2 separate regions of the Homo sapiens genome follow, and region 1 is linked to region 2. Evidence: read pairs that join two places in POLR2A ChIA-PET (ENCODE). Cell type or tissue: Caco-2. All regions are shown on one strand. Links, peaks and the distances in the headings refer to the core of each region. The heading gives the core; the rest is flanking DNA.

Region 1 (12,491 bases), core at 9,120-11,619, 110 kb before region 2:
CTGGGTCACCTGAGCAAGTTGCATATCCTCCCTGAGCACCCCTTTTCCAAAATAATGGGGCAATAATACCATCATGTTTGCTGTGAAGATCAAGTGAAACAGTGTGTGGGAAAGTGTGTACCAGTTTTAGTTATTCATGTTTGTTTTATTTTCTATTGTTGATGAAACAAATGATCACAAAGTAGTGATCATAAATTTATTATCTAACGGTTCTGTAGCCTAGAAGTCTGGTTGAGTTTGACTGGTTTCTTTGCTCTGGGTCTCACAAGGCTGAAGTCAAAGTATTGCTGCCCTGGGCTCCTATCTAGAGGCTCCAGGGGAGAAGGTGGCTCTGCTCCCACATTCATTCAGATGCTGGCAGAATTCTGTTTCATGCCGCTGTAGGACTGAAGTCCCTGTACCATTCCTGGCAGCCTACGGGTGTTTCACTTTCTAGAGGCTGCCTTATTCCCTAGCTTATGACCCTCTTCATCTTTAAAGCTAGTCAAGTCCTTCTGATGTTTCAAATCTCTCTGACCTCCTCTTCTGCTTCATCTTCTCTCTCTCCAGCTAGAGAAAGTTCTCTGTTTTTTAGGGCTCATGTGATTAGGCCCACCAGGGTAATCCAGAATATGCTCCCTATTTTGAAGTCCGTAACCTTAGTTACATCTGCAAAGTCACTTTCATCATGTAACATATCCAAAGGTTTTAGGGATTAAGGTGTGGATATCTTTGGGGCGGGGTTGGGGGGTATTCTGCCTATCACAGTGGTATTTTAGGGTGAGAGAGGAGAGCTTGCAGAACATGAGATTCTTGCCCTGGAGGACTCACAATCCAGTGGGAGAAAGAGGAAAAACAGCAAGAAAGTTCCAATAATAAAGAGTCTGTATGAGATGTTATAGCAGCCCAGGAGACTCCTTGTGTACTTGACTTGGACTGAAGATTTTTCATTATTCTCTTCTTGTTCCCTGGAGAGTCTTGCCTTCATCAAGGTCCTTCAGATGGAATTCATATACCCCAAACACCACCATGTGATTTGATTCCTTAAATGTCCAGAAAATCAAGCTGCTGCCATAGCTATTTGGGACTCTACTGCTTAATAAGATCTCAGCCCTCAGCTCAAAGTAGGAGGAATTATTTTCTTCTTTGATGATGAGGCATAACAAGAGCTCATTGTTCCTCATCTCCTGTTTCTCATCATCAAACCCCACTGAGAGCCTTCTTGTTCTTTACTCCTAGCTCTCTCTACCGTATCAATGTATGTCTTTCCTCCCTCCTCTTTGGAGTGTTCTTGTTTCTTATTGTTTTGAATTAGAAGGCACTTTCCCTGGGCAGTACAGAGGTTACTGTTTAATTCTTGCCACTTGTCATTTCTATTTTAATAATGTTTCCTGGCTATTTGGTCAGGTCTGGGTGATAGTTTTGCAGTAATAGCTACCATTTACTGAGCACTTACCATGTGACAGGTACTATGTAAAGTTCTGTACTTGCATTCTCCAATTTAGACATACTGTGAAGTGTAGGTACTATTTTTATATTCATTTGAACCTAGCTAGGATTTGAACCCAGCTCCAAGCTTAAAGCTTGTACTTGACACTATGTACTTCAGTAATATCAAACAGGAGCTGAAATTGAGGGGCAGCATGAAGGAATTGAAGCAGCACAAGTAGATTCAGGAAACCTCAATTTCAAACTCTGCCTTTACAATCCTTCTGAAAGAGGATTTGCTTCTAGAGCACCAAGGTTGCCTCCATTTTTCCACCAGAGACACTCAAAGTGATTCCTCCTGCAGCTTGTATCTATAGTAGCAGCCAACCACAAAGCACACATGGGCATTTGCTCAGCATTCCATAGAAAAGCCTATTTCTCTGGGAGGTGGTGGGTACTGGGTGTGTGGTGTGCCGTGTAGCGGGCCCCTGAAACACCTTGGCCTTAGCAGTTATAAGTATAGAGAATATCTTCCCCACAGGGCTAGGATGATTAAGATATTTTAAGGATTTAGGATGGTGCCTGTCATTTATTAGGCACTCAATATGTGCTGGCTCTCATTGTCCTAAAAGATTTTTAGTCCATGAGTATTCAAGCTAGTAGAATCCTGTCCTTTTAGCTCTACTTGAATCTAGGCTCAATGTTCAGGAGAAGACACGAGATGCATCTCTGTTGGTCCAGGTCCAATGCTGTGAATCACACCAACTCTTGTGAGTTTGAGCTCCAAAAGGACTGGAATTTGAGGCCAAAGAAGGCAAAATATTTTCCCTCCCCATTCTTGCTAAGTTCTTGGGTTGTTGGTGTAATGGAAACAGACAGTCCTGGGTTCAAATCTAGACTCTACATTTGCCTGCTCAAGTTACCTGCCTGTTTCCATCATGGGAAGAACTTGGGCTGTGGAGAAGGGTAAACCTGGGGTCAAAACCCCAGCTCTGCCAGTGAATGGGCATTTTACTCAGTCAAGTATCCTTTCTGAGGCCATCTCTTTTCTATAAAGTGGGGCAGCAGCAGTTCTTCCTTTGCGGAGTTGTGAAGCAGAGCATAATGCATATGGTATAACCTCACGGGGGCGGCAGCCAGTGAAAAGTCTGGAGCTGCTTTACAGGGGCCATTCATTCATTCATTCATTCAGGTTAAGGTTGAGCAAGGGGTCCCACGTGTGACTTATGCATCCTTCTCCCTCTTCAGTGGGAGGACAGCCAGGTGAGGCAGCTGTGGATGCCCTGCCCACAGGCCAGAGCAGGTAAGGGGAGGAGGCTTGCTACACAGTGGAGGTGCCAAGTACCACCTAAGCCCAGCCGCATTGCCTGTTCCACCGCCGAAGCCCCTGGCGCCAAACAGTGTTGCTTCAGCTGGTAGTAGTTAATACTCCTTTACTTGGAAACATTTTCAGTTCCTGGGAGCAATATGGTGGTGTGAGGTCTCACTGTTCACCCGCCCTGTTTCTCTGTGACTGGGATCTGCATGTCCCCGACTCCGGCCCAATTTACCATTCTTCAAGGCTCACCAGGCTGTGGGCCCAGGGCCAACAGGGATGGGAGTGGAGGGTGGGGTGGAGCGTGGGGAACTTTTCCGGGAAGAGGCCCAGCAGGGTCTTGGCTGGCGGCCCCATTAGCCACGGCCCAGGACCCCAGGGTGGGAGAGTGAACGGAAAGGTACTCGTGCCTGGAGCGGTTGCAACATCCTCTGTAATGAGGAAGATACAGCTCAGAGGCACTGGGTCGAAGGACCCCTCTCCCCAGCCCTCCTTTCAGGTGTCGGGGCCTAAAGGGGGTCCAGTTCCAGTGCGGAAGGCTGGGAACTAGGAAGCGTCGCGGACCAGACAGCCCGCCTTCCCGGTCTCCCGGGTGGGGGTTCGGGGGGCGTGGTGCGGCGGCCGGGGCTGAGAGGGGTCGGTGCGGCGGCTCTGCCTCCCCGGGAAGTGGGAACCGGCCAAGTCCCGAGCGGGGAGGGGCAGGCTTTCTCCTGCCCGCGCCTGGGGGGACCCTACGCCTGTGTCCGAAGGAGGCCGGCGTCCAGCAGATGCTCCCGGGGCGGGTGGGGAGTGGGGGAAGGGGGCGGGAGAGAGGCGGGGAGGAGAAAACCCACAACAAAACTTGCGTCGCGGAGAGCGCCCAGCTTGACTTGAATGGAAGGAGCCCGAGCCCGCGGAGCGCAGCTGAGACTGGGGGAGCGCGTTCGGCCTGTGGGGCGCCGCTCGGCGCCGGGGCGCAGCAGGTACAGGGCGCTGGCAGCCGGGGTGGGCCGAGGGGCCGGGGGCTGAGCCCGGGCAGCGCACTCAGACGTCCCCGCCTCTCCGGATGGCTCCAGCAGCTGCCTGGGGCGGGCCCGCCGCATCTCACCCCCTCTGTAGGACCCTGCACCCAGGGCACGGCCGGAGATCTCCTCCTCTGGAGTGCGACCCCTGCGCAGTCAGGACCCAGGCAGGGGCCTTCTCCTCTCTGAGCAGAGGCTGGTCCCCGTCCCCAGGCCCCTCCCGCTGCGCACATCTGGAAAGAATCTGAGGGCGGTTGGGGGCGGGGGCTGGAGTGGGAGGACGCCGGCGGGCGACAGGGAATGTGGGGGGCAGGTGGAACTGCGTAGGGGCGGGGACCCCTGTCATGAGAGCCTGGGCCCGAAGTATCCCCGCGTCTTTCCACGTCAACTCATCAGGCCCCCTAGCGACTCCAACCTCCACCTCTTTATAGATAGAGAAACTGAGGCCCAGAGAGGGGCAGAGGTCTGGCCCCAGGGCGCGTCGGACGCCGGGTGGGTCCCCTCCGGGGCTCGGCTTCCCCGGCCACTGTGCCGCCCCAGCTTAGTGCCAACCACTAGTTGAGCTAAAGGTCTCAGCTGGCGGTCTGGAGTCCGTCTATCTGTCTACGCGGCTGCTTCCCAGCCGGGACAGCTGGAGGGAGGAAGGGGTGGGGGTCCGCGAAGCGCGAGGAGCGAGATCCGCGCCTTCCTGCGAATGAGGCAGAAGCCCCAGGTTCCAGGTCCCCGAGCCACAGCCCGGCCTGGGGCGGGGGACGAGATCTTGGCGTTGGAATACCTGACGCTCCGTCAGGTGGAAGAGGAGGTGGTGGCGGGGCTGCGAGGCTCCTGGCAGCCTCGGGGGCTGGGGCTAGGAGAGGCAGCCGCAGCCTTTTGGAGAGGAGCAGGCGCGGCAGCAAGGGGCGAGCACCCCGGCCCCGGTGCGCGCGGCACTGACTGAGCTGGTCCGGGAGGCGCGGAGGATGCTCACCCAGCGCTTGGAGTGAATTACTGACCTGTCTGCCCTTCGATTACCGGCTGGCCAGGGAAGGGGAAGCTGTGGTCTGCCCTGCTCCACGAGGCGCCACTGGTGTGAACCGGGAGAGCCCCTGGGTGGTCCCGTCCCCTATCCCTCCTTTATATAGAAACCTTCCACACTGGGAAGGCAGCGGCGAGGCAGGAGGGCTCATGGTGAGCAAGGAGGCCGGCTGATCTGCAGGCGCACAGCATTCCGAGGTAGGTCACTCAGAAGAGCCCGTGGACTGCCCTGGGAAAGACCAGGGGGGACTGCTCTGGGGGTTCTGCTCCCTCATGTCCACTCTTAGGGCCCAAGACCCAGTCTACTCTAGCCTAGAGTGCAAGTTAAGAAATGTCAGAGTCACACGACTGTTTTCATGTCATCTGTGGGAGCACACTTTATCCCTTCTGTCTGAGTCTAGGATAGGGGATTACTAATGGTGGCACTTTTAGGCTTGGTGTAGTCATACATGCGAGTGCTGGCCGTGTCCTGCTTGGAACCCTTAATGAGTCCCTATCACCAACACTAGCATGGCGGTGGAGGCCCTTGGCCACCCAGGCCTCCCGCCCTGTTGACCCTTCCTTAAACACACGTCCCTCTCCTCTAGCCCCACCCCTACCTTTTGATCACACTCTACCTCTGCCTGGAGGGCTGTTTCTCCCACTCCGTCCACTTGGAGAACTCCCGCTCAGTCTTCAAGGCCAACTCAAGGCTCTGGGCAGGAGTCAGAAGACCCACATTTTACTCTTGGCCTTGGCTTTAACACACTAATTTGCAAACTGGGGGAGTCAGAGCAGATCATACTGCAGATCTTTAGATCTTTTCCAACTCTGCCTTTCACAAAGTCGTTCATTCAGCAAACATTTCCCCAGCACCCCCACTCCATGCTTGGGGAGACAGGGGAGGCCCAGCTGAGACTTGAAGGATAAAGCCAGCCAAGGTTGCTGTGGAAGCACCCAGAAACACCCTAACCCAGCCAAGGGGGCAGGAGAGGCTTCCCTGAGCAGGGGCATTTCAGCAGGAGCTTTCTAGGGATGGGCAGCAATGCCAGCCCTTTGTGCTTGAGCTCCAAATCTGCAGAATAGAAAGACGAACATGTAGTCCCAGGATTTCTATTAGAGTCAATAAGATGCAGCTGTTTGGGGCCCAGCACAGAGCAGGTGGTCAGTTGATTTGTACTGACTTTGAGTGGAGAAGGAAGGTAGTGCTGAGGGCTGAGGATCCGCCTCTTGATTTGGGGCTCCCTTTCCCTTCCTTCTTCTAGTCCTACCTTAACCTCACACTTTGGGCCTTGAGGTTTGGTTCCCTGGTAGTGGTCAGGGGAGACAGTGGGTCCCACTTACTTTCTCAGTAACAGTAACCCCTGGTATGTCACACCTATTTGATGCCAGCGGTGACAGGCTGAGACTGCTATTTCATTTAATTCTCACAAGTAGCTCCCAACTCCATTTCTTAGACTAGTTAACAGAGGCTCGGAGCAGTAAAGTGGCTCATCCAGGCTTACACAGCAGTCAGAATTGGAACCCATGCCCTTCTGTCTCTAAAGCTCTCCATATGAGAAACACTCACTGCTGGCTGAGCTTCCCCGCTGTCCAGGGGTTTGAGATGTTCCTCACCAGGTGGACTTGAAACTCCTGGAGACCAGGGAGCTCCCCTGTTCTTCCCCACACACCTCCCACATGGCTGGGTACACAGAAGGGGCCTTGGGGGGCTTATCTTGCTCCATTCTTAGAAGAGCAAGGCTGGGTACAGTGGCTCATGCCTGTAATCCCAGCACTTTGGGAGGCCGAGGCAGAAGGCCAGAAGTTCAAGAACAGCCTGGGCAACATAGTGAGACCCCATTTCTAAAAATAAAAAATTAGCCAGATGCCAGGTGTGGAGGCACATGCCTGTAGTTTCAGCTACTCGGGAGGCTGAGGTGGGAGGATCACCTGAGCCCAGGAGCCCAAGGCTGCAGTGAGCCATGATTGTGCTACTGCAGTCCAGCCTGGGTAACAGAGGGAGACCCTGTCTCAAAAAAAAAAAAGAAAGTTGGAAAATTTAGACTCAGATGGGTCAGTGGTATGGCCAAGGTCACACGGCAAACCAGGTAGTAGGGCTGGACCTTCCCAGTGCCTCACAGCCCTGAGAGTGGCTGGCGAAGCTGGAGGGACCACTCTCCAAGCCCTGTCTGTCCTTCTTACCTCTTCCTCCATTCCTGCAGTCCAGCACCTCTCTCTCTGCCAGGGGCAGGCCCCTTAGCCCTCACCTGTCCCAATTGCGCACCCTCGTGTCCACCCACAAACCTGCCTGTGTCACGCTCCTGCCTTTCAGTGGTCCTCGTCTTCCAGTGATAAGGACCACACTCCCTAACCTGCCCTTCATGTCTCTCCTTTGTGGCCTGGGCTTGTGGCGACTGTGCCTTTTTGTATCACTCCTAGTCCCTATCCCCCACCTGACAGTCTTGTGAGTGTGAACTGTCTTGCCTCTGGGCCTTTGCACACATTGACCCCCTTGCTTGTATGACCCTTTCCCTTTTGCCTGGTAGTCATCCCTTAGAATGGGATTATAATACTCAGCTTATACATAATGCTGCAGACCAGCACTGTCCAATAGAAATGTAACGTGAGCCACAAATGCAAGCCACATATGCAATGCAAAATTTTCTAGAGGTCTTTTTTTTTTTTTTTTTTTTGAGACGGTCTCACTCTGTTACCCAGGCTAGAGTGTAGGGGTGCGATCACGGCTCACAGCAGCCTCAACCTCCTGGGCTCAGGTGATCCTCCCACTTCAGCCTCCTGAGTAGCTGAGACTACAGGTGCATGCTATCTCACCTGGCTAATTTTTTGTATTTTTTAGAGAGACGAAGTTTCGCCATCTTGCCCAGGCTGGTCTCAAACTCCTGGGCTCAAGTGATCTACCTGTCTCAGCCTCCCACACTGGGATTTACAGGCATGAGCCACCTTGTCTAGTCAGAAGCCACATTTTAAAAAGTAAAATGAAACTGGTAACATTTATTTAACCTGTTCAAAATATTATCATGTAATCAATATAACAATAAATGGGATTTGATGTCATTAATATTAATATTAATAAGGTATCCTACATTATTTTTTTGTACGACATCTTTGAGATCTATGGACACTACATTTTACACTTACATCTCCATGTGGACCAGCCACATTTCAAGTGCCCAGTAGCCACATGTGGCCAGTGGCTAATGGAGTGAACGGTGCAGCTGTGGGCCTCTGAAGGGCAGAAGCCACGCTGAGTCTTCTGTCTGGGTCCCCTGCTTCCTGTCATGCTTGGCCTAGGGGAGAGCAGCGTAGCATTGTTGATATGACGTGGGCTGGGAGCTCAGCTTTGCCACTTAACAGCTGTTCACTGGCTGACCCCATTGGGCTCAGCTCCCTGAGTTGTAAAGTGGTGATGATAACATTTTCAGTACGGTGCAGAATGTTAATATAAATTCAATATTTTTATTGATGCAGTTTACAGATTTTTACAGATACCAAATGGAAGGCGAGGAGGCAGAACAGCCTGCCTGGTATGTGCACAGGATATGTGAGACCAGAGCTCCTTCCCCTGGATTCTTCTCCTTGGCCTTCTGCCCTGATTGAATTTGGGACCTGGGCCTGTGCCCACACTCTCGCTCTTAGAACCCCGGACTACAGTGGGGTCAGATGGGCAAGTGGCTAATGGCTGTTGAGCTGGCCGTGGAGTTTATGATGTGCTATGGGAATGATGGTCTGTAGACTGATGTTGGGTCAGGGGCAGGGGCAGCAGGGGTGTGGTGGAGTGAGCGTAGGGCTGGGCTGCTGTGGGAGCCAGTTGCTGCTGCCGACTGATCCCTGGAGCCTGGAAGCTGCAGGTGTGCCGGGCTCCCTGTTTCTCTGCCGGGCCAGTGGCTGAGACCTGAGTCTCCATCAACCATGTGGATCTGTAGGGTCAAGCAAGCCTGGCTGCCACCCCTCCTGTCTCCTCTAGGGCCTCCTACTCCTTGGGACCCCTTTTACGCTGCCCCCTCACCCCCAGTCTGGGTGGGCAGTGGTTATTGGTACCGGGGTCTGTTGTCCCCTCCAGATGGAGGACAGGGATCTTTTCCACCTCACCTGTGTCCCCAGTGCCCAGTACAGGCCCAGGCACAAATAGGCCCTTACTTCAGAGAACTGGGTGAACCACCAAGTGAGACAAAGTGGTATCTGAACTCCCACAGCCACCACAGGGCAGCAGGAACTCAGAGGCGGCTACGATGTCTGCAACATCTTCTGGGAGGAGGTGGGCCTGGGATTGGGTCAGAAAGCCCAAACGAAGGTCCAGGCCAAGTGACTCATGCCTGTAATCTCAGCACTTTGGGAGGCAAAGATGTGAGGATCACTTGAGGTCAGGAGTTTGAGACCACCCGGGCAACATAGAGAGACCCCATCTTTACACAAAATTTAAAAATTTGGCTGGCACGGTTGTGACCCCCTATAGTCCCAGTTGCTTGAGAGGCTGAGGCTGGAGGATCACTTCAGCCCCGGAGCTCAAGGTTACAGTGAGCTATGATTGCACCACTGCACTCCAGCCTGGGTGACAGAGTGAGGCCTTGTCTTAAAAAAAAAAAAAAAAAAAAGCCCAGCAAGATCTACAAGATCTAGACAAGGGAAGGAAAAGGAGCAGCAGCAGAGGATTCTGGAGTGAGCAGTGGTGTGGCAGGGGTGCAGACCATGCCCATGGAACAGACAATTAGTGGCAGGAAAAGCTAACGTTTACTGAGCACTTACTATGTGCAGTACATGCATTTCACTGACCCCTCTCAGTCTTCCCATAAGGACAGTGCTGTTATCATCCCCAAGGATGGGGGAGAAAGCTGAGGTTTAGATGATTGTAGTCACATAAGAGCCAGAGCTGAGGCCAGAGCCAAGGTTGCAGCTCAGGCCGCTAGCTCCAGTCATTAACATCATTGTCAAGCTCCCCAGTTTACAAAACCCTCCTAGGACCAGGGTCTTGCCAGACCCTTCTAGCTGCTTTATGGTCATGGTTTCTGATCTGGTGATGGGGAGAGAGGCTCAGCCTGAGCCAGTGCTTGTGGCCACTCAGCTCAGGAGTGAATGTCCCCCGTGCTGGAGGCATCCACAGCAGGTCCTTGCCGCTGTCCCTGCTGCTCACTTAGTGCAGCATGTTGCTGTGTGTCATTGCTGCAGTGGTGACAGCAGCTCATCACCTAATTGCATCACCTTATCACCTCATCACCTAAAAGCCAGGTGCTTTGCATCTTATCTTACTCCACAGAAGCTGTGTGTTTAGATGTATTATCTGCATTGTACAGACAACGAAACTGAGGCTCAGCAAGGTCAGAGGTGGGACTCAAACTGGGATTTGTGGGACCTGAGAGTCAGTGAACCTGAGCTACCAGCATGTCTTATCAGAGCCCAGAGATGTCTGAGTCCCTGTAAACAGAAACCAGGAACCCACCAAGAGCCAAGCCTACGCCACGGGACTGCTGGGACAATGGCATCTTTCAGCATCTTCCTCTATGGGCCTGAGATCATCCCCTGTACCCCATCCTTGCTGGACCCGGGGCCATGCCAGGGAGTGGTCTCTGGCAGGTGGCAGTGGTCACTGAGCACATCAGGCCCTGGTGAGGGCAGCTGAGGGGATACACATCAGGAATGGGAGGCCATGAGGGCAGCAGCAGCTGTAGTCGCTGATCCTTTCTCTGTGCTGGGCTCTGGGCTTGACCTATACCCAGACACAGAGAGTTGCTCACAGCTCTCTGTGGGAAGAAGATACCTTTGCTATTCAAAACCCAACCCAACTAATGCTAAGCTCTGGGTGAACACAGTCATGGGGAGCCCTGGGGCATCTCAGTGTCCCGCTGCTCCCCCTCTTCCCATGTTCATAGCACTGGAATTGGTTCCCAGAAAAGAAAATGCTGATTGCACAAGACAGAGGAAGGGCACTCTAGGCAGAAGGAACAGCATGTGCAAAGGCCTGGAGGGAGGAGCTATTCAATAGTCCTGTAGAACTGGGGGCAGTTGAGGGGACAGTTGGAAGAGAGTCAGGACCAAGTCAGGAAGGCCTGAGAATGGCGAGCTGGAGAGCCGGGACGCACCCTGCCAGTGCTGGCTCACCATGGCCTGTGGCTGCTGGAGGAGGCAGGGGGTCTTCCCACACCGCCAGTGCCAGGATAGCAAGGGTTCAGCACAGTCCAGGTCGTGTCTCAGCTTCCCCTTCTAGGAAATAGGGGTACAGACTCCTTAGGGCCAAGCCTGCTGAATGAAGGCTGCAGAAGGTTTTGCAGACCTGCCAGAGGACAGGGCTTTACCTCGTCCCCCGCCTCTGGAGGGCAGCCTGGTGGGGGTTGGGCAGGTGCGGAGGGCAGCAGTCAGTCATCGGCTGGGCTCTGAGGACAGTCCAGAGTGGGCCCTGCTTTGTGCTCGGGAGGGCCCCGTCATGACTTTCGAGGGCCCCAGCTGTGTCCACTGTACCTCACAGGTTCCGTCAGCCCTGGCGCCCAGGCGCATCTGACTCGGCACCCCCTGCAGGCACCATGGCCCAGAGCCGGGTGCTGCTGCTCCTGCTGCTGCTGCCGCCACAGCTGCACCTGGGACCTGTGCTTGCCGTGAGGGCCCCAGGATTTGGCCGAAGTGGCGGCCACAGCCTGAGCCCCGAAGAGAACGAATTTGCGGAGGAGGAGCCGGTGCTGGTACTGAGCCCTGAGGAGCCCGGGCCTGGCCCAGCCGCGGTCAGCTGCCCCCGAGACTGTGCCTGTTCCCAGGAGGGCGTCGTGGACTGTGGCGGTATTGACCTGCGTGAGTTCCCGGGGGACCTGCCTGAGCACACCAACCACCTATCTCTGCAGGTGAGGTCGGCGTTGCACCTGTGGTCACGGGGGCTGTCCCACACACCCTTGGTTCCCATCCCAGAACCCTGACACTCCAAGCAAACTGTTCACCCAGAACCTCCAATATGTGCGGCTCTCCACTCCCAACCACAGGGTGCTGGGGCAGGTCAGATTTCTGGGGCCCTGGCCGCACCAGGTGACACTCTCCTGATGTCCCAGTCACGGAGCACTGTGATAGTACAATAAAACCCACTTTGCTCACTTAGAGTCCAGGCTGGGCCCAGTAAGTCGAGCCAGGCTCTGTCTGAAAATGGACACAGACCTGCCCAGCAGCTGACCCTCTGAATGCACAGCCACCATTACACGGTCAGGAAAACCAGAGCAAAGTAGACCTGACAGAATACTCTGGAGCCTTGGAGGATGGAGTGCTGTCTCCAGCCAAGGGGCAGGCTAGAATTTGGAACCTTGAGAGGTGGGACACAGTGTCCAGACTAGGAGCACCCTGGAGTGCAGATGCACCCATCCTCGCCTTGTGCGGCCCAACAGCCCTAGGGAGACGGAGGGGCTGCGGCACCCGTTCCCAGAGGCGATCAGGCCTGGTGCGGGAGAGTGACTTGCCTACTGGCATCCACACTGGTGGGTCTGAGCTGGCGGCTGTGGGAGCCCAAGGCCAGGGCAGCCACTGAGAGAAAGGGCCACATTGAGGGCAGCTCTTACTGTTGGTTCCTTTGCTCTTTCATCCACACATCAACTCTCTCAGGCGCCTGCACTGGGCCTCTGGTCCTGTGTAGGGGCTGGGCATGGAGGCAGGGCCCGGCGTTCCCTGCCCTGTGCTTACAGTCAGTGGCGAGGCAGAGACTTCTTAAACAGAGGCACCAGATGGAAATGGAAGGACTGTGTGTGGGGCCCAGAGTAACCTCCTAATTCAGCTCCAGCCCAACCCAGGAAGGCTTCTGGAGGAGGTGG
Region 2 (13,632 bases), core at 9,096-11,595:
AAGAAAAAGTCCGCCAAACAAAAACCACTCGGATTTATGATTCACCTCCTTTTTGCTTTAGGAAAACAAATTATTGGCCATAATTCTCAAAATGGAGTTGGAAACTGAGCTGCTAGCACTGGATGACCTCTATCAAGAAACTAGCTACATCTCAGGAACAAGATAGTTTCTGTTCAGTTCAGCCAACCCGAGCTCCTGCCTGGGCTGGGCGTTGGGCTGGGCACCGAGGCTGCACAGCTGCTGAGCTCTGGCCCTGCCTCCAGGAGCTCAGTCTGTGGGATATGTACTGCACAGAGACAGCTCGGGACTCTAGACATAGCTCGGAGGGTAAGGGAAGTCTTCCCGGGGGAGGTGTCAGCTGGGCTGAGTTTCGATGAACTAATGTTGTCCAGGTGAATAAGGGAGAGAATGGATAGAAAAAGCGCAAGGCAGTAGTGAGACTCATGAGAGATCTGGAAACTTCACAGCTTCTGTGGTTCTCCATGGACTTGCTGTTGTCTGAGTGTCCACATGAGTGAAGGTGGAAGAATGGGTGTGGGCTCTCTGTCCAGGCAGGTGGGGTCCCATCAGGGATAATCAGTATCTGCCCAGTAATGAAGATTGTTTTGACACATGCAGGTGGTGCTGCACTCTTCCTTCCAACCACTGCCCATTAGGGGACAGGCCGAGTCAGTTTGTGCCTATCTTGCCCTATCTCCTTCAATGAAGAAAGTGAATGCTGCAAGTAATACATGTTCATTGTCAAAAACTAAGAAAAATGTAAATACCCCATAGGCCAGGTGCGGTGGCTCACACCTGTAATCCCAGCACTGTGGAAGGCAAAGGCAGGTGGACTGCCTGAGGTCAGGAATTTGAGACCAGGCTGGCCAACACAGCAAAACCCCATTTCTACTAAAAATACAAAAAATTAGCTGGGCGTGGTGGTGCATGCCTGTAATCCCAGCTACTCAGGAGGCTGAGGCAGGAGAATCACTTGAACCCGGGAGGTGGAGGTTGTGGTGAGCTGAGATTGCACCATTGCACTCCAGCCTGGGCAACAAGAACAAAACTCCATCTCAGAAAAAAAAAAAGAAAATTCCCCGTAATCCAACCCTGAGAAATAACTTTTTAGTTTATATTCCCAAATATTTTTCTATGTCTAAATTTTTTGTTTTGCAGAAACATACATATTGGTTTTTTTCTTTTCTGTTGTGGTAAAATATACATTACAGAAAATTAGCAAAATCATGGAACCAACCCAAGTGTCTACCAGTGGTTGACTGGATAAAGAAAATATAGTACACATACACCGTGGAATACTATGCAGCATGAAAAGAATGAAATCATGTCCTTTGTAGCAACATGGATGGAACTGGAGGCCATTATCCTAAGTGAAGGGGTGGCCTGCCCCTCCACACCTGTGGGTATTTCTAGTCAGGTGGGATAAGAGACTTAGAAAAGAAAGAAGACACAGAGACAAAGTACAGAGAAACAACAGTGGGCCCAAGGGACCGGCGCTCAGCATACCAAGGACCTGCACCGGCACCGGTCTCTGAGTTCCCTCAGTTTTTATTGATTATTATCTTCATTATTTCAGTAAAAAGGAATGTAGTAGGAGGGCAGGGTGATAATAAGGAGAAAGTCAGCAACAAACACGTGAGCAATAGAATCTATGTCATCATTAAGTTCAAGGGAAGGTACTATGATTGGACGTGCACGTAGGCCAGATTTATGTTTCTCTCCACCCAAACATCTCAGTGGAGTAAAGAATAACAAGGCAGCATTGCTGCAAACATGTCTCGCCTCCCACCATAGGGCGGTTTTTCTCTCATGTCAGAATTGAACAAATGTACAATCGGGTTTTATACCAAGACATTCAGTTCCCAGGGGCAGGCAGGAGACAGTGGCCTTCCTCTATCTCAACTGCAAGAGGCTTTCCTCTTTTATTAATTCATCTCAGCACAGACCCTTTACGGGTGTCGGGCTGGGGGACAGTCAGGTCTTTCTCATCCCATGAGGCCATATTTCAGACTATCACATGGGGAGAAACCTTGGACAATACCCCACTTTCAAGGGCAGAGGTCCCTGCGGCTTTCCGCAGTGCACTGTTCCCCTGGTTTATTGAGACTAGAGAACGGCGATGACTTTTACCAAGCATATTGCTTGTAAACATTTTGTTAACAAGGCACATCCTGCACAGCCCTAGATCCCTTAAACCTTGATTTCATACAACACGTGTTTTTGTGAGCTCCAGGTTGGGGCAAAGTGGCTGGGGCAAAGCTACAAATTAACATCTCAGCAAAGCAATTGTTTAAAATACAGGTCTTTTTCAAAATGGAGTCTCTTATGTCTTTCCTTTCTACATAGACACAGTAACAGTCTGATCTCTCTTTCTTTTCCCTACACCTAACTGACAAGCAGAAAGTCAAATATTCCATGTTCTCAGTTATACATGGGAGATAACAATGGGTACACATGGACATACAGGTGGAGAAAACAGACAGCAGGAACTACAAAGTGGGGGTGGGCTGACAAATTCCCTATTGTGTGCAATGTTCAATATTTTGGCAAAGCTCAATATGGTGGGGATTGGGATTCTAGTGTACCCATCACTAATAAAAATCAAAATAAAAAATCAAATCACACTACACACATGCAAATATGTGACATGATGGATATTTTAATTAGGTTGATTTAATTATTCTGTAATGTATACATATATCAAAAAATTCCATTGTACCCTGTAAATATATACAATCATTGCCAATTTAAAAAATTCATTGTGGGCCAGGCGTGGTGGCTCACACCTGTAATCCCAGCAGTTTGGGGGGCCGCAGCAGTTGAATCACCTGAGGTCAGGAGTTCGAAACCAGCCTGGCCAACATGGTGAAACCCCGTCTCTACTAAAAAATACAAAAATTAGTGGGGTGTTGTGGTGCATGCCTGTAATTCCAGCTACTCAGGAGGCTAAGGCAGGAGAATCACTTGAACCCGGGAGGCGGAGGTTGCAGTGAGCCGAGATCATGCCATTCATTGCACTCCAGCCTGGGCAAGAGAGCGAGACTTCGTCTCAAAGAAAAAAAATACATTGTGAAATTAAAAAAAAATACTTTCTCATAAAATTTACAATTTACAATTTTATCCATTTTTAAGCATGCAGTTCTGTGGCACTGAGTGCATTCAAATTGTTATGCAACGATCACCATCATCCATCTCCAGAACTTTATTTTTATTTTTTTATTTTTGTATTTTCTTTTGAGACAAAGTCTCACTTTGTTGCCCAGGCTGGAGTGCAATGGCACAATCTTGGCCCACTGCAACCTCCACCTCCCTGGTTCAAGCGATTGTCCTGCCTCAGCCTCCCAAGCAGCTGGGATTACAGGTGTGCACCACCACGGCTGGTTAATTTTTGTATTTTTAGTAGAGATGGGGTTTCACCATGTTGGCCAGGCTGGTTTCGAACTCCTGACCTCAAGTGATCCACCTACCTCAGCCTCCCAAAGTGCTGGGATTACAGGTGTGAGCCACCGTGCCCGGCCCAGAACTTTAAAAATATTCTCCAATGGAAACTCTGCATCTATTAAACAATAACTCCCCATTTTCCCTCCTCCCAGCCCCTGGCAACCATCATTCTACTTTCTCTGAATGCCACCACTCTACGTACTTCATATAAGTAGAATCATAAAATATTTGTCCTTATGTGGCTGACATATTTCACTTAGCACAATGTCCTCAACGTTCGCCCATGCGGTAGCATATATCAGGATTTCCTTCCTTTTAGGCTGCAGAGAATTATGATCGCGCCACTGCACCCCAGCTTGGGTGACAGAGTGAGAACCTGTCTCTTAATTAAAAAAAAAAAAAAAAAGAGTCCAGGCATGGTGGTTCACTTCTGTTAATTCTACCACTTCGGAAGGCCAAGGTAGGAGGATCCCTTGAGTCCAAGAGTTTGAGACCAGCCTGGGCAACATGCTGAAACCCCATCTCTACAAAGCCCACAAAAATTAGCTGGGTGTGGTGGCACACTTGTGGTCTCAGCTATTTAGGAGACTGAGGTGGGAGAATAACTTGAGCCTGGGAGGCTGAGGCTGCAGTGAGCCAAGATCACACCACTGCACTCTATCCTGGGTGACAGAATAAGACCTTGTCTAAAAAAACAAAAGAATTTCCTTCCTTTTTAAGTCTGAATAATATTCCACTGTATGTATAGATCACATTTTGCTTACCCATTCACCTGTCAATGGACATTTGGATTGTGTCTATGTTCTAGCTATTGTATATACTGCTTTTTAACTTAATCTATTATGAACATCTTTTCAGATGAATAATTAAATTTTCCCAATGCCTTTTTTAGTGGCTGCTTTATAGTACATTACCTGACTGTTCCACAATGTAGTTGACTATTCCTTGAGGGTTGGAAATTTAGTTTGTTTCTGATTTTTTGCTCTAATATACACGGCTGGAATAAATCCCCTACGAACAACATCTTTGCATGCCTGGCTGATTATGACTTTCAGACAAAAGAATGTGCACAGGTTTCGGCCTCCGGCACCCATTGCTGGGCCCTTGTTACAAGCAGCCTGTGCATCTGAGGAGGCCTAAGCCTGAGCTGCCGCACACATCCCCATCCCTGAAGACCAGAGAGCACCATGATGCCAGGGGTCCCTGCGCCTCCTGGAAGTGAAGAATGTTGCTGCAGCTCCAAGCTCGTAGGGTAAGTCTGTGGGAATAAATCCAGGAGGACCTTCAGGGAGATTCCAATGAACTCCTGGTTATTCTGATTCTTTGGAAAATGAAATTTTCTGGTTAATTGAACTTCTTGACTGGCTGAATCCAGTCTAAATGCCTTCAAATAGACCCCTACCTGGCACACCATCATGCTTCCCTTTTGTTTTGTCAGTTTGTTTGTTTTAAATAAGGAGTTTCTCTCTGTCATCCATGCTATAGTGTAGTGGCATGATCCTAGCTCACTGTGGCCTCCAACTCCTGGACTCAAGTGATCATCTTTCCTCAGCCTCCCAAATAGCTGGGACTGCAGGCTTGTGCCACCACACCCAGCTGATTTAAAAAAAAATTTGTAGAGATGGGGTCTTCTTCTGTTGCCTGGGCTTGACTGGATCGCCTGGCCTCAAGTGATCCTCCCACCTCAGCCTCCCAAAGCACTCCCAGCACCACGCCTGGTCCATAATGCATCTTAAAAATGCAGATGACATGTTATAATTTTGCAGATATTGTTGTGAAATGTCTTGAGTGCCCAGAACAGGGCGAGCCACACAAAAGATGCAGAAGTCGAACAATGCTGGTGGTGGGGCTACATGCAACCTGGGAGCTGCTGTTGAACTAAGTGCCCAGCAGGAGCTTGTCTTCTTATTATTTACTGATCATAAAATTGAGTACAGACTGCTCTCATCCTCCTTCTGTGGGGTTCCTTGATTCTCTTGGTTGTTTAGACTGTGGATAAAAGGGCTTTTGGTAGTTGCTGGGGAGAAAGGTCAGCAGCAGCAGTGATGAGAAAGCAGCATGCCCACAGGTGGAAGCCTCGGAAGGGGTTCCTGAGAGGCTGCTCCGCCTGTGAGGTGCGGGAAGCACAGGGTCCTCCAGCTCAGTTAACCATGCATAGTGGCAGGCACTGCTCCTAAAACACAGAGTAGTCAATCTTCCTAGAAAATGCAAAATGCTCTTCTGACTCCACTTTTTTTTTTTAAGTATTCAAAACATCCTTTTCAAGCCCTGTTTAGCTCTTTTTATAGCTGTGTTTGGACAGACTGAACAGATGAAATTTACTTAACACTTCCAGTGTGGGTCTTTGGTTGATCACTACAGAGCCTATGTTTTGAATAAAATTTTGAATTTGCACATCAGCAAGAATTCTGCCATGAGAATTTATTTTAACATAAAAGCCAAGACTGTTCTCCTTGCCTCCATCCCTCGGCTTTTCCTCCCCTCCTCCCTCTTTCCCTTGCTCCATCCACAATGGAATTCTCACCATTTTCCCAGAACACCATGCCCTTTTTTGTCTGTGTCTTTGCACGCTCTTCCCATTGCCTGGAGTGCCCTCTAGGTCCATCTAGTGACCCAAATAAGACTTTAAGCCTAAACACAAATGTCCCCTCTTTTCTGACGTCCTCATGGACACACCCCTGGTATAAAATCACTTCCTCCTCTGTGCACCGAATGGTGTCTCACCCATCCGTGACAGCACTTACCACACCGTGCATCTGCTCACCTGCTCACCATCTGTCTCCCCAGAAAGACTGCCAGCTCCTCAAGGGCAGGGACCATGTCTCCTTCACTCAGCACCTTTGGCTCAAGAACACTAAGATATTTGGACCCTTGAAGTCTCAGTTTCCTCATCTGTAAATTAGGAAAAACACAACATCACTGAAGGAGATAGGGGAGGACTAAAGGAGCTGTGCTGTGCTTGGTACACAGGAAATATTCAGTAAAAATTCACCATTTTCAGGGATTCGTTATTTTAGAAGTTTACCAAAATGCTCCCTCTCCTCTCCCCCTGCTTCCTCTCCCCTCCCCTCCCTCTCCTCTCCCCTCTCCTCCCCTCCCCTCCCTCTCCCCTCCCCTCCCTCTCCTCTCCTCCCCTCCCTCTCCTCCTCTCCCCTCCCTCTCCTCCTCTCCCCTCCCTCTCCTCCTCTCCCCTCCCTCTCCTCCTCTCCCCTCCCTCTCCTCTCCTCCTGCTTCCTCTCCCCTCCCCTCCCTGTCCTCTCCCCTCTCCTCCCCTCCCCTCCCTTCCCCTCTCCTCTCCTCTCCTCCTCTCTCATATACACACACTCACACACACTATCACTCACACACACTCACACACACTCTAACACACACTCACCTACAAGCACGCACGCACGCGCACGCGCGCGCGCGCACACACACACACACACACACACACACTTGAGATGGCTGACCTGGAGGCCACCGTTTGCCCCAGGGGTAGATGCCAGAAATGGGCCAGCTTGAAACAGATGGCAAATACTCAGCTCTGAAGGACAAGCTGCCTGGTCTAGGCCTACAGGTATAAGAAAGAAGATATTTCAAGGAGGAAATGAAAAGGCAGAACAAGTTCCCCGTCCCCTGTCATCATGCTCGGCTCTGAGCTGGAGACAGGTGGGAGGTTTTGGAGAAGGAGTAAGAGCTCCAGATGTGAGTGTGAAGGGACCTCTACCCTGCCTGGCTAGATAGCTTCAGGATCGCCTTCCACATTCCCTCTTCACCCTCTCCACTCGGCTCTCTGCCCCGGGAAGTTGAGCTATAAACACATCAATGGGCCTCTCTGACCAGTGCCTCTGGTTGGATTCAGATCATGGGGAACAGTAACAGGACAAAGAAGGCAGGAGGAAAGTGAGGGTGGGTATTTATTCCGGGGCTTCCTTCTGCCAAGGTCCTATGGCTCTGGTCATGGCGGCTGCGGGTGGTAACAGCACCTACGTTACTAGCTAGCTCAGGGATACTGCACTGGACATGGGTTTCCCCGCACCCTGCCCACACCTTCATAAATAATCTCTGTATTTAATTCTCTTCAAAACACACCATTTGAACAATACCGTCGGCTCCCTGCCCCTGCCCTTCCATCCCTGGCCAAGGAGACACAGGTTAATGTTCCCCTGGAACTTGAGGGGACCCAGGAGTGGAGAGGATTTGCTCCCTGCATACTCTCAGGAGTTTTCGTGAGTTGCTGCCTTACAGATGTGTCTGACTCTGGGAATGTGAGGAGAACGATAAATGGGGTGGCATGGCTCATGTGGGCAAAACAGGGCTGGAGATGGTGTGTTAGTCCGTTTTCACACTGCTATGAAGAAATACCTGAGACTGGTAATTTATAAAGGAAAAAGGTGGGGTTTTTTTTTTTTTTTTTTTTTTTTGGAGGCAGAGTCTCGCTCTATCCCCCAGGCTGGAGTGCAGTGGCACGATCTCGGCTCCACCTCCCAGGTTCAAGCAATTCTCCTGCCTAAGCCTCCTGAGTAGCTGGGATTACAGGTGCATGCCACCATGCCCGGCTAATTTTTGTATTTTTAGTAGTGACAGGGTTTCACCATGTTGGTCAGGCTGGTCTTGAATTCCTGTTCTCGCGTGATCGGCCTGCCTCAGCCTCCCAAAGTGCTGGGATTACAGGCGTGAGCCACAGCGCCCAGCCAGGAAAAAGCTTTAATTGACTCAGTTCTGCATTGCTGGGAAGGCCTCAGGAAACTTAACAATCATGGCAGAAGGCAAAGGAGAAGCAGGCACCTTCTTCACAGGGTGGCAGGAAGAAGTGCCAAGCAAGGGGGGAAAGCCCCTTATAAAACCATTAGATCTCGTGAGAAATCACTCACTATCACAAGAACAGCATGGGAGTAACCACCCCCACATCAGGAATTTTCCCTATAGTGACTCTGTTGGGGTATAGAGATATCAGAGAGAGAGAGAGAGAAAGCACGCTTGCAGATCAGCTGCAGATGAACTGACTGTCCGTGTGAGGGACATGGCTGAATTCTTAGAGTGCTGTCTGTGATGGTTAATTTTATATGTCAGCTTGGCTGGGCCATGGTGCCTAGATCTTTGGTTAAACATTCTAACATTTTTCTGGATGTTTCTGTCAAAGTGTTTTTTGGAAGACATTAACATTTAAATGGGTGGATTCTGAGTCAACCAGATTGCCTTCCATGACGTGGGCGAGTGTCATCTAATAAGCTGAAGAACAAAGACTGACCTCCCCTAAGCAAGAAGAATGATGCCAGCAGGCTGACTGTGGGCTCGATCTGCAGCTCTTCCCTGGGTCTCCAGCTGCTGGCCTGTCCTGCAGACTTTGGACTTGCACCTCCACAATCACATGAGCCAATTCCTTAAAATAGACCTTTCTTTTTCTAGGTATAGGTACACATCCTGTTGGCTCTGTTCCCCTGCCAAGATGGGAGCCAATCAATTCCAGCAGAATGTGTGGGGCCTCATTCGAATGAATGTTTGTGCCCTCTTGGCAGACATGGCGAATTATTCAAGAGCAGGAAGCCAGTTCAGGATGGAGCAAAGTGTTATCCTTGACTTCTTCCTCCAGCTTCCGTCCCCATCAATCTGTGTAGTGGCCAACCCTTCCCACTTCCCACATTTACTCTCTCTCTTACTGCTACTCCTTAATCCGAGCCATCCATGGAAATCCCCAGCCAATAGCATGGGACAGTTGACGGTCTAACTCTCAGCATTCATCCCTCTCGTTCCCAGCATTTGCTCTATGCATCAGGCATGCAAACCCTTCCCCACTACTTGTAGAGCCCATGCTCCTTTATACCTCTTGTATTTCATTCACCAAAAATCTCTAATAAGGGCTGACTGTGTACAACCCTGTGCTAAGGGCGGAACACGCAGTCCCAGGTTTCAAAGAGCTCAGAATCTAAGGGAAAGAGAGGCTTGGAAACGGATTAAGTGCAACCACGTCCTGGCCACAGAGGGGAGGAAAGAAGCCCTGGTGAAGGCTCTTTGCAGAGGGAGGGAACGTCTTTATTTTATGCATGTTCTTCCCTTTGCTACCTTGTGCCTCTTCACCAGGAAACATCTCATCCTGCAGCTGAATACCGTCTCCCTACTCAGTGGTATCTACTGCCACCTCCATGCTCTGTCCAGAGCTAGTTCATTGTTCCCTTCCCAGTGCTCCTTCATATTTTCTATTTACTACTTTCTTCCTTTATTACATCAAGTAATACTACCAAATACTGCTCCTCTAGCATTTGCCCTGTGCTGCGCATGTGCTCGCCCTGCAACCACCTTTGGGGCAGGTACTATCGTATCATATCGTATCATCATTGGCTCAGGGTATAAGTATCTTGCTTAGTAACTCATGGCTCGTGAAATTAGTCATTTCATAATCTCAAGTTGCTGAGCACTTGTCTGGCGCAGAGTAGAGAGCAAATATTTGTCTAATGGAAGTGTGTTTGTGAAAATGCTGGGCTGTGTAAACTAAACAGAACGGAATAAAATCAGCTAGAGGGGTTTGCCAGGGAAGACTTCAAAAGCAGAGGGCATTTGTTTCTCTCTTGCCACCACTAATGTTTCTCAGTGTCTGGGGCGAGAGCCAGGAGAGAGAAGCCAGGTAGTCCCATCGTTGGAAAAGGCCACAGCGCCTTGCTGCCACCCACTGACAGCAGCATGGAGCTCTGCAGTTCCAGGACTGCCTGTGCAGGGGGCCATCCCTGGTACCATGCCCCTCTCCCTTCTGTGTGCCAGCTGGGCTGTCTCCCTTTCCTGGCCAGGGCTGTCCCTGCTGAATGCCAAACATCTGCAGACAGGGTTTGCAAACAGCTGGCTCAAAGTTCTGAGCTTTTGTGATCTCATCCAAGTGCCTGGCTATGGGGAACAGGCTTATTTTCCTGGGCTACCAGCACTGGAGTGGTGGAAATTACATTAGACTTGGATTCAGAGGCCTGCATTTGATTCTGAGCCCTGCCACTTTACAGCTAAATAAATGATACTGAACCTCTGTTTCCTTCGCTGTAAAATGGAAATGATGATCATTCCTACCTCATAGGGTTGTTAGGGGAGTAAGACAATAGACATGGGGCATGCTTGTAACTGTGTTCTGCTGAAACATGTGAGAGAGTGTCAATAATTAAAAGAAGCAAGAGTTCCTCAAGTCACAGTCATGCCAAGATGTCTAGACAATCCCTTTAGTTTATCTCAGTTCATTATTGAGATGCGAGGTCTACATAGCAGGGAAATTAATTGTTGCACTGAATGGACCAGATTTAGTTATTCACTGAGGTGGGCTGACACCTTGGGACTAGCACAGCATCTGGAGGCGGAAACTCTGGAAATGAATCCCCAAGTGCTGTTTGTGTAATCTAAGCATCATTTCTTCAGTTCTAAAATTGGGGCCATAATCTCCACATTGTACATGCCCTTGGACCCAGCAATCTTGCTCTTGGATTATATCCCAGAAGGCGTATACGGTGATGTGTAGAAGGATATTCGTCGTGGTGGTGTTTGTGGTAGCAGACAGGAGAGATATTGGAGGTTTTCACCACCAGGGAATGGATAAGTCAACCACAGTGGATGCGCCTGTGGAATTCCGGACAGCAGGCAGAAGCAATGGACTAGATGTACACAGAGCAGCATGGAGAATTCTTCAAAACAGTGTTGGGTAGGCTGGGCATGGTGGCTCACGCCTGTAATCCCAGCACTTTGAGAGGCCAAGGCGGGTGGATCATGAGGTCAGGAGATCAAGACCATCCTGGCTAACATGGTGAAAACCCGTCTCTACTAAAAAAAATACAAAAAAAAAAAAAAAAATTAGCCAGACGTGGTTGCGGACGCCTGTAGTCCCTGCTACTTGGGAGGCTGAGGCAGGAGAATGGCATGAACCTGGGAGGCGGAGCTTGCAGTGAGCCAAGATCACACCACTCCACTCCAGCCTGGGCAACAGAGCAAGACTCCATCTCGAAAGAAAAAAAAAAGTCACCTAATTAGAACAAAGACACTCCTATCACCCAGTAAATTCCAAGAGATTAGGAGTTTTGTGTCAGAAACTGGGGTCAAAGACAAAATATTAGAACAAAAGATGTACCTAGCACTCTCATTGCAGATTACAAGTGTTTTAGGAGCTCTGTGTCAGGAACCATGGATGAGGAACAAAAAAAATTCTTATTATAAATCATAATATTGGGGGTATAGAGTAAAACAAGAAAAGAGAAGAGCATTGCAAAGATCAGTGATAATAGTAGAGTGTTAACCTAGATGTATAACCAACTCAGTTTCCTGCAGCAGAAAATGTTTTAAATGTCTATCCTGAGGTGTTGTAAGAATTAGACATAATATTCATAAAGGTTCCTGACACAGTGCTTGGCCCATGAGAGATGCTGCAGAAATGGAAGCTCCTTTTATCATTCTCTCATTGATCAAATAATGTACCAAGTGCCCACTTTGTGCAGGACGCTGTGCAAGGATCCATGGGAGAGACAAAGACTGGGTGTCTCTCAGGAACTTGAGCATAGCAGATGGGACAGAATGGCAATGGGAGGGGAGAACCCTCATCTGAAGCTGCAGAGAAGACACTATCAGACCTCCTCAGCTTCCAAATTGAGGCTGAAAGAAGTGACTTGCTCAAGGTCACACAGCCAGTTAGGGGCTGAGCTAAGGGCAACTGTCTAGGTCTCCAGGGCCTTTTCAGAGCATCACCCAAGCCAGTGTGGCTGGTGGGGTGACTCAGATTCTTGACTTCACCGCACAAAAGAATTTGAGGGTGGGTCCAAAGTAAGAGTAGGCAAAGAAGTTTATTGCAGAGTGAAAGTACACTCTCAGAGGCAGAGTGGGCTGCTCAGAGGCAGAGACAGCCCCCAGTGTCCCAAGGGAATTCCCTTTATGAGAGCTGTACAGACATATGCATGAACTACTGGTGAGGTGAAGTGCAAAGGCTGACCTATGGTTGGTGTATGCACTCAGCATCTACATGCTTTCACATGCATTGCATGTTATCACTAGCGTAGAAAATCACCCAGAGGTGTGTTTATTAAAATGAGGAAAAATCACTAAGTTAAACCTTGAGCCTAGCTGCTCATATGAGACCCAGGAGAAGTCCTTAGTCCACCCCCACAAGCCAGGAATTTGTAGCTAATAGCTTCTTGGGGTTTTAGTGCTGATTGGCTACAGATTGGGGAAGCTGCATCACATCATGAACAATGGGTTTTTGTTCTCTTTCTCAGGTGGTACTAGGTATCAGGAACTTGTAGCCATCTGGCGGTCTGCCGGTAGCCTGTAGGACTGCTTACAGGTAGGTGCTGATGCACAAGGGGGGCCTGCTTTGAAAGGAGCCCATGGGGCTTCACACCAGGGGACAAGTCAGTGTGGCCTCCTCACCTTCCTTATCCTGCCTCACCAATACATCTGAATCCAAGAGAGTGGAAGGCTGGTACCTCCTGTCTCACCTTCTGCTCTGACAATCCTCCCTCACACTCCTCTTCGGTTTACCCACTCACCCATGTGCATGTGTGCAATGGAGAAATAAATTAGGAGATTGTTTTAAAAATGCAATTTGGTAGCTAAAATCTTTCTGAATAGGGGGTCCATGGGAAAAAAGTGAAAAGGTTCTGAACCCTGGCAGAGGTGAAGCTCTAAGGAGCAAATCTCCTTGGGGTGGTTAATTTTACATGTCAACTTGACTGGGTCATGGGGTGTCCAGATAGTTGGCTTACTTCTGGGTGCATCTGTGAGGGTGCTTCTGGATGATGTTGGTGTTTGAATTGGTGGCTGAGTAAAGCAGACAGCCCTCTCCAGGGTGGGTGGCACCATCCAATCTGTCAGGGGCCTGAATAGAACAAACAGGCAGAGGAAGGCTGAGTTTGTCCTCTGCCTGGATGCCTGAGTTGCAACATTTGTCTTCTCCTGCTCTCAGACTGGGACCATAGGCTCCCCTGGTCCTTAGGCCTTCAGACTTGGACTGAACGACACCACTGACTTTCCCAGGTCTCCAGCTTGCAGATGGCAGGAAGAGGTTCTTCCCAGCCTCCACAGTCATGTAAGCCAATTCCTTACAATAAATGTCTTCATATCTACACATCCTATTGCTTATGTTTCTCTGGAGAAGCCTGACTAATACATTCCTGTTCTCCCTTTTCCAGGCCTGCCCAGCTGCTTTAGTGATTCCGGGTCAGAGTCTTGCAATCAGAAGCAACTCCCACCCTCAGC

The links. ChIA-PET counts read pairs that join two places held together with the same protein. Peaks named below come from ENCODE experiments on the same cell type or tissue, not always from the same donor. Only the 100,000 strongest peaks of a DNase experiment are listed, where the experiment ranks them.
Region 1: POLR2A ChIA-PET joins it to region 2 with 7 read pairs; 4 of 35 experiments call an interaction of 5 or more read pairs at or near these places.

Annotation. Positions count from the first base shown.
Region 1 is chr1:53,058,625-53,071,115 of GRCh38, forward strand. It overlaps PODN (podocan), which reads left to right and starts at 3,589. Exons shown (of 11, transcript NM_153703.5): 1 at 3,589-3,684; 2 at 11,177-11,543. The coding sequence starts at 11,232. RefSeq lists a silencer at 3,567-3,754. In Caco-2, for the core only: no CTCF peak of the experiment used is centred there; no DNase peak of the experiment used is centred there.
Region 2 is chr1:53,166,866-53,180,497 of GRCh38, forward strand. LOC105378724 (a long non-coding RNA gene) reads left to right here and starts at 13,578. Exons shown (of 3, transcript XR_947347.2): 1 at 13,578-13,632. In Caco-2, for the core only: no CTCF peak of the experiment used is centred there; a DNase peak (open chromatin) is centred at 10,088.